2 separate regions of the Homo sapiens genome follow, and region 2 is linked to region 1. Evidence: chromatin contacts called from ENCODE Hi-C or POLR2A ChIA-PET data. All regions are on one chromosome and are shown on one strand. Each heading gives the region's core, a stretch centred on a gene start or an enhancer-like site at or near the end of the contact. The rest is flanking DNA. Distances are from core to core; before and after follow the strand shown. Region 1 overlaps ANO6 (anoctamin 6). Region 2 overlaps ANO6 (anoctamin 6).

Evidence for each region. Hi-C counts contacts between places; a loop is a spot of excess contacts on that map. ChIA-PET counts read pairs that join two places held with the same protein, here RNA polymerase II (POLR2A). Pooled maps may share reads with other maps.
Region 2: a loop to region 1 is called in a map of ascending aorta, with 2.7 times the contacts of the local background. The contact joins two enhancer-like sites. A Hi-C loop is called at or near these places in 10 of 168 maps with a recorded cell type or tissue (PC-9, aorta, ascending aorta and 5 more) and 9 of 50 pooled maps. POLR2A ChIA-PET finds 5 or more read pairs at or near these places in 4 of 52 experiments (MCF 10A, PC-9, Panc1 and 1 more).

What each region holds. Positions count from the first base shown.
Region 1 is chr12:45,233,943-45,236,908 of GRCh38, forward strand. The region is part of intron 1 of ANO6 (anoctamin 6); the gene reads left to right. Among named protein-coding and RNA genes, the nearest start is that of ANO6, 19 kb to the left of the region's middle. Within about 2 kb of position 1,414, at least 27 of the 41 ENCODE cell types and tissues checked have a DNase peak (open chromatin) inside an H3K27ac peak, as active enhancers do; they include ascending aorta and gastrocnemius medialis, where a contact is called at or near this core.
Region 2 is chr12:45,304,521-45,307,486 of GRCh38, forward strand. The region is part of intron 2 of ANO6 (anoctamin 6); the gene reads left to right. Among named protein-coding and RNA genes, the nearest start is that of ANO6, 90 kb to the left of the region's middle. Within about 2 kb of position 1,496, at least 6 of the 41 ENCODE cell types and tissues checked have a DNase peak (open chromatin) inside an H3K27ac peak, as active enhancers do; they include ascending aorta and gastrocnemius medialis, where a contact is called at or near this core.

The DNA.
Region 1 (2,966 bases), core at 164-2,663:
TAATCTAGTGTATTGGAACTATAAGAATATCTAGAAAATGTATTTTGAATTAAATCTTGAAGTATTCGTTTCTTATAGGTAGCAGACTAACAATCCTTAACCTTCTAATTCTGTTTTTACTTTAAAGTCAGGTAGCTTTTGGTCTTAGTTATTTTTGTAATCTCTTTAAGCAGTTCACATAATGCCTTGCCAATTATAGGAAATTAGCAAATGTGTTCTTAAGTTGGAAGAGAATGTGTGAGGAAAATTCACTCCTATCTCATTTTACAGAAATTCAGATTTTAATTGTCCTGCTGTAATTGTGAAACTGAACTGCACATTCATTCTGAGGATTATTGCACTGATGAGTTTACTGATGAGTGTGACACTGGTTCGGAGGGAACTGTTTGCAGACTCTCCCTATGTATAAGGAGTTCATGTGTAATAATTTATTTCTCCAGAAGGTCACCTTTTTTCCTACTGATTTTTTTTTACTGGTAAAAATATTGCAAACAGATATTGTTAGTCTCGTTTGGTAACTGAAAGAGCTCTGAGAACGGAAAAGTTAGAGTGACCTATCCAAATGAAGGAGCAGTTCAGTGTTGGTGCAGGATATTAGATTCCAAAATATTTGTTCAGGCCCCTTTTCCAAGTTCCCAGGGAAGTTACTGACACTGATGTTGGTTTCTTTTAAGAATGACTCATGATTTTTCGAGCCTGGTTTCCACTCTTAGTCATCTTCCCTGCCTGAGTTAAAACAGGCTTTAGGCTCTCACTGAATTCCAGCCTTGACAGAACCCCCCACCCCCACCCCTGGGCTTTTGATTCCCACTTCCTAGCTCAGCTACATTCCAGTCTCTGGAACCAATTCTGACTCCAGGCAGGCAAGATGAGACAATTCAGCATTTACTATCAGTCCAGCAGTAACCTTTCAGTTCTAATAATTTGGCTTGTCCTTTTCCTCCTCAGTTGTTCAGACTCCTTTCTCAGAAACATGCCTAGGACCTCAGTCTCTTTAGTTCTTTGGATTCTGTGTTGCTCTTGTCAGTGTTTACTATCAGTCCAGCAGTAACCTTTCAGTTCTAATAATTTGGCTTGTCCTTTTCCTCCTCAGTTGTTCAAACTCCTATCTCAGAAACATGCCTAGGACCTCAGTCTCTTTAGTTCTTTGGATTCTGTGTTGCTCTTGTCAGTGTTTCCTAATCACCCTCTTGCCCTGGAAATAAAGTCCTCTCCAATGTGGTGCTACTTCTCCTCCTTCCTGTAGCAGACTCTGGTTGTGGCCTGTCTGTGCCTACAGATTTAGTGACAGGAGCTGTACTTTTCTGTTCCCTTCTTTAGCTGTCATACTGGTGGTATCTTAAATCTTAGCCCTAAATTGTGATGAAACTGTTGTATTTTCACAAGTCTTCCTTAGTCATATTGTGCTGTCTGTTCTAAGTAGGGCTGTGAATAAGAGTGGGGTACAGTTTCCTGCAATAAGAGATGGGAGGCTTAACTTCAGCTTGGCACGTAAGAAAGATCAAATGTTTACTGCAATGTGGGAAAACCACCTCCTGGGCATAATAGAAATCCAGGCCTGGCAGTAAACAATTCTATTCAAAAGCAGCTTCTCAGGGCTGAGGAATGACCTAGTTGAGTGGCATGACATCTGAGCAGAACTAGCAAGGAGGCTTGGTGGTATGCCGCCTTTTAACTCCAGCACCTGTGGCTCTTGAGCATTCTCCTCATTCTTCAGTATGGAAAATGGATATTTTCTCAGTCTTGTGCAAAAACAGCTTCAAGAAAAGTCCCCTAGTCAAAAATTCCAGTATTTGGAAGTGTACCAGGAGTCCAAAAAGTTGAGAACTACTCCTGGCTTTTTCCTTCCCTCCCTCACACTGACGGCATTCCTGAACTAGCATGCCTGTCTGTCTCTACATTTCTGGGTGACTGCCTCATCCCAGGTGGCCTTCCTCCAGCTGTGAGCTGGGTGTGTTCCCAGGTATTTAATCCACCCTTGGGGCAAGTTCTTCCAGGCAGCCTCCAGTGCCCCTTCCGGGATCCTGGCTGGATCAGGCTGACTGTCCTTGGAAGTGAAAGAGGCTACATATGAAGGGGAGAAGGGTCCTCTCTGCCTCAGGAGAAGGAAATTAGTTACAGGTGCATGCATAGGCAAAATAGCCCCAATCCTGTTGTGATATAACAGAATTTAGAAGACATCTGGCTCAAATTTTAATTTTCAAAAAGTGATAAATTCTGTGAAGAGGTAACCTGTAGAGTTTATTGTCAAATTAATGGTAGAGCTACTGTATGTGCCACTGTCAGTTGTTAATTATTATTATTATTTTTTTAAGTTCTAGGGTACATGTGCACAACATTTAGGTTTGTTACATAGGTATACATGTACCATGTTGGTTTGCTGCACCTATCAACTCATCATTTACATAAAGTATTTCTCCTGATGATATCCCTCCTGCAGCCCCCCACCTTCTAATAGGCCCTGGTGTGTGCTGTTCCCCACCCTGTGTCCAAGTGTTCTCATTGTTCAATTCCCAACTATAAATGAGAACATGAGTTTGGTTTTCTGTCCTTGTGATAGTTTGCTGAGAATGATGGTTTCCAGCTTCATCCATGTCCCTGCAAAGGACATGAGCTCATCCTTTTTTATGGTTGCATAGTATTCCACGGTGTATATGTGCCACATTTTCTTAATCCAGTCTACCACTGATGGACATTTGGGTTGGTTCCAAGTCTTTGCTATTGTGAATAGTGCTGCAATAAACATACGTGTGCATGTGTCTTCATAGTAGAATGATTTATAATCCTTTGGGTATATACCCAGTAATGGGATGGCTGGGTCAAATGGTATTTCTAGTTCTAGATCCTTGAGGAATTGCCACACTGTCTTCCACAATGGTTGAACTAATTTTCACTCCCACCAACAGTGTAAAAGTATTCCTATTTCTCCATATCCTCTCCAGCATCTGTTGTTCCCTGACTTTTTA
Region 2 (2,966 bases), core at 246-2,745, 71 kb after region 1:
GGAAGGTCCAACTGCAGTTTGTGGAGTTGAACCGAAATAAAGCAAAGCCTAGTTCATGTTTACTCGGGCCTTATCCTCAAATAGTTCAGATTTTAGAAGGATCAAGAGCCTAGTGTTTTTATACAATGGGGTGTATTTATAGAGTTTGGCTAACAGGGAAACTAAAATGCTTATCATTATTAGTTCATTTCCTTCAGAATTTCTGTTTTTCTTTCCTTTGAAACGAGACCTAAGAGAACATTGCCAGTTGAATAGTCTTGGCCGCTGGCATCATAAGCACATTCAAGTTTTCCTTCACAGCTGAGGTGTCTCTAATGTGACTAGTTAGGTAAAGCCAGCACTGCTGTATAGTGTGCATATATCACAGTGAAATAAATGCTGCTGTGAACCTCCCAAGTGGCCTGGAGACCACAGCCTACCTTGCTCTTGGCAGCATCCCCAGTGGCTTCTTCTCTCACTTGCTGCGGAGTTTGTCCATTGATTACATGTCACCTGCATATCTGTGTTGCTCTTCTCCAGCTCCTGCCCCACTTTGCAGACTGAGGCAGATAAGTTTAGCTAAACTATGCAAAAATGGTAAGTGGTGAATAGAGATGTGAACATAAGGTGCATGTGTTCTTGCTACCCCAAAGCTTAGGAGCTGGGAATGTGTTGAAACTAGAAACTGTGACATAGACACACTCCAAAGTAAGATGGGTGTGTGGGTAAGAGTCCAGGTGAAAGGGACCCGGCAAATACTGGCATTAGAAAGTAACTTGATGATCTTGCTGTGGTGGAAAACTGTCCCAATCCTGGTTCAGTTTTTTGTTTAAGCACAATGAAATCTGTTTTATAACTCGTTTCATTAACATTTTATCTTGAACGTTTTCCCACACTGTTTTGTTTTCTCCAACATTGTTATTGTCTCTGACATTATTTGTTGAATATATTGATAAGCATAACTAATCCATTGTTACTTTGAAAGCAGTTAGTTCAAGGAGGATGTAGTCAGGAAAATGGTGGCATAGCCAGATGTTCTGGAACTATGTGAATGGTGACTATCATTTGGGGACATGGATGAAAATAGATTAGGTGCATGATGACTCTGGGGAAGGGAATCAGTTAAAGTGAGGCTGGGAACTGAGGACCAGAGACTCAGATAACCTTGTAGAGTTCCGTCTTAAAAGTAGAGACTTCAGAAATAGGCCATGTGATTGAAACTGAGGATGGGGAGGCGTCCACATGGTGATGGAGCAGATAAATGTTGTTCTGCATGTGGTTGCATGCAGGATATCCCACACTTCCCTTAGTTTGCCCAATCCCAGGTCTGGTTAAGAGCAAAGGAGATCTAAGGGGCAGTCATGGCGGGCCCATTAGACCCCAGGTTGATTCCAAGCCCCAAGGAGTTGAAAAAAAAATAACTGGAGGTGCAGGGGGAGCAGTAATGGTCAAGGCTATTTCTAGAAACTCTGACTCTGTTGACATTGACCCAGGAACTCAGATGGGCCAGTTGCCTGAGTACACATGAGCTGAGGGATGGGGTGTGGGAAAGGATTCTGATCTAGCAGTAGTGAATCTGCTTGCAGCAAGCTGGAAGATACTGCCATGGATAGAAATCAGGCTGTGGTCAACATGAAAACACAAGGAAAGAGAAGGCCAAGGAATTACGTTTTATGATCTGAGACTGACATTTTCCAGCCTTTCTAGAACTCGAGGTTATATATAACCCTACTGACTTTTGAGAAGCTGGAAGATTCTTCTTGCCTCTGATCTCATGCCAACCGAGGATGTTTTTCATTGCTTAGTCTCTACGAAATTTGGAATAAATAATAAGAAAGAATTTGGGATGGCAAAAGAGTATTAGGTTTATAATAGGATAAATCAGGGAAGATGATGAGAAACCATAGGATTTAGAAAGGCTAAATAGAAAAATAGGCTCAGGAAGATGAAGATTAAAGGAGAACAAATATATGTCCCATTAATTAAGTGTCACAGATACACAGAGAAGGAAGTCTGAAGAGTAATTATCCCCCTGAGATTTTGTGTAACTGACTCCCTTTTTGAAGGAAGATACTACTTTATAGAAAAATATTTTTGATTCCCTGAAATTCAATTTTTGATTATCTTCAACCATATGAAAACACATGTGATCCCAAGGAAGAGTTAAAATATTAATTTACTAAAATATTCATTCGATATCTACTATTTTAGGTGAAGAAACAGGAAAAAAAAAATCCCTGCACTTGTGAAGCTAACATTTTGATGGGGGAGACATAAAACACAAACGTCAGATAATCCTGTAGAGAAAAAGTAGGGATTATTTGTGTGTATGTGTTGGGGGGGTGGTGACAGTTTTAAATAGGGTGTTTAGGGAATATCTCACTGAGAAGTTCCAAGTGAAAAAACCTCAAGGTGCTGCTGGAGCAAGTTCTTTGGAAATCTGGAGGAAGAGCATTCCCAGCAGAAGGAGTAGCATAAACAGGTTTCGAGGTAGGTGAGTTTGTTAGATACATTTAAGGAAATGGAAGACCACTGTGGCTGGAGTAGAATGAAAGATCGAGAGAATAATAGATATGAGGACTTCATAGGCCATTGTAAAGACTTTGGTTTTACTCTGAGTTGGGAAGTCATTTGAGGGTGAGCCTTTGGAGGGTAAACTGGCAGATTTTGAGCAGAGGAGCAACCTGAACTGCCCTGTTTTCATAGGATCCCTTGGGCTGTCCTGAGAATAGATTATGGAGGAGCAGAGCAGGGGCAGAGAGACCTATTAGACTTTCTCAGGAATCCAAATGAGAGATGGTGGTGGGTTGGTCCTGAGTGTTAGTTATGGTGATAGAGAGACATACTCAAATTCTGAATACATTCTGAGGGTAGAAGCAATAGAATTTGTTGACAGATCAAATGTGAGCTGTGCGAGAAAGAGCAGTCAAGGAATGACTCTAAGTTTTTGACCCAGAAGTCTGTGGAAGGAGCAGTTTGGGGAGAGG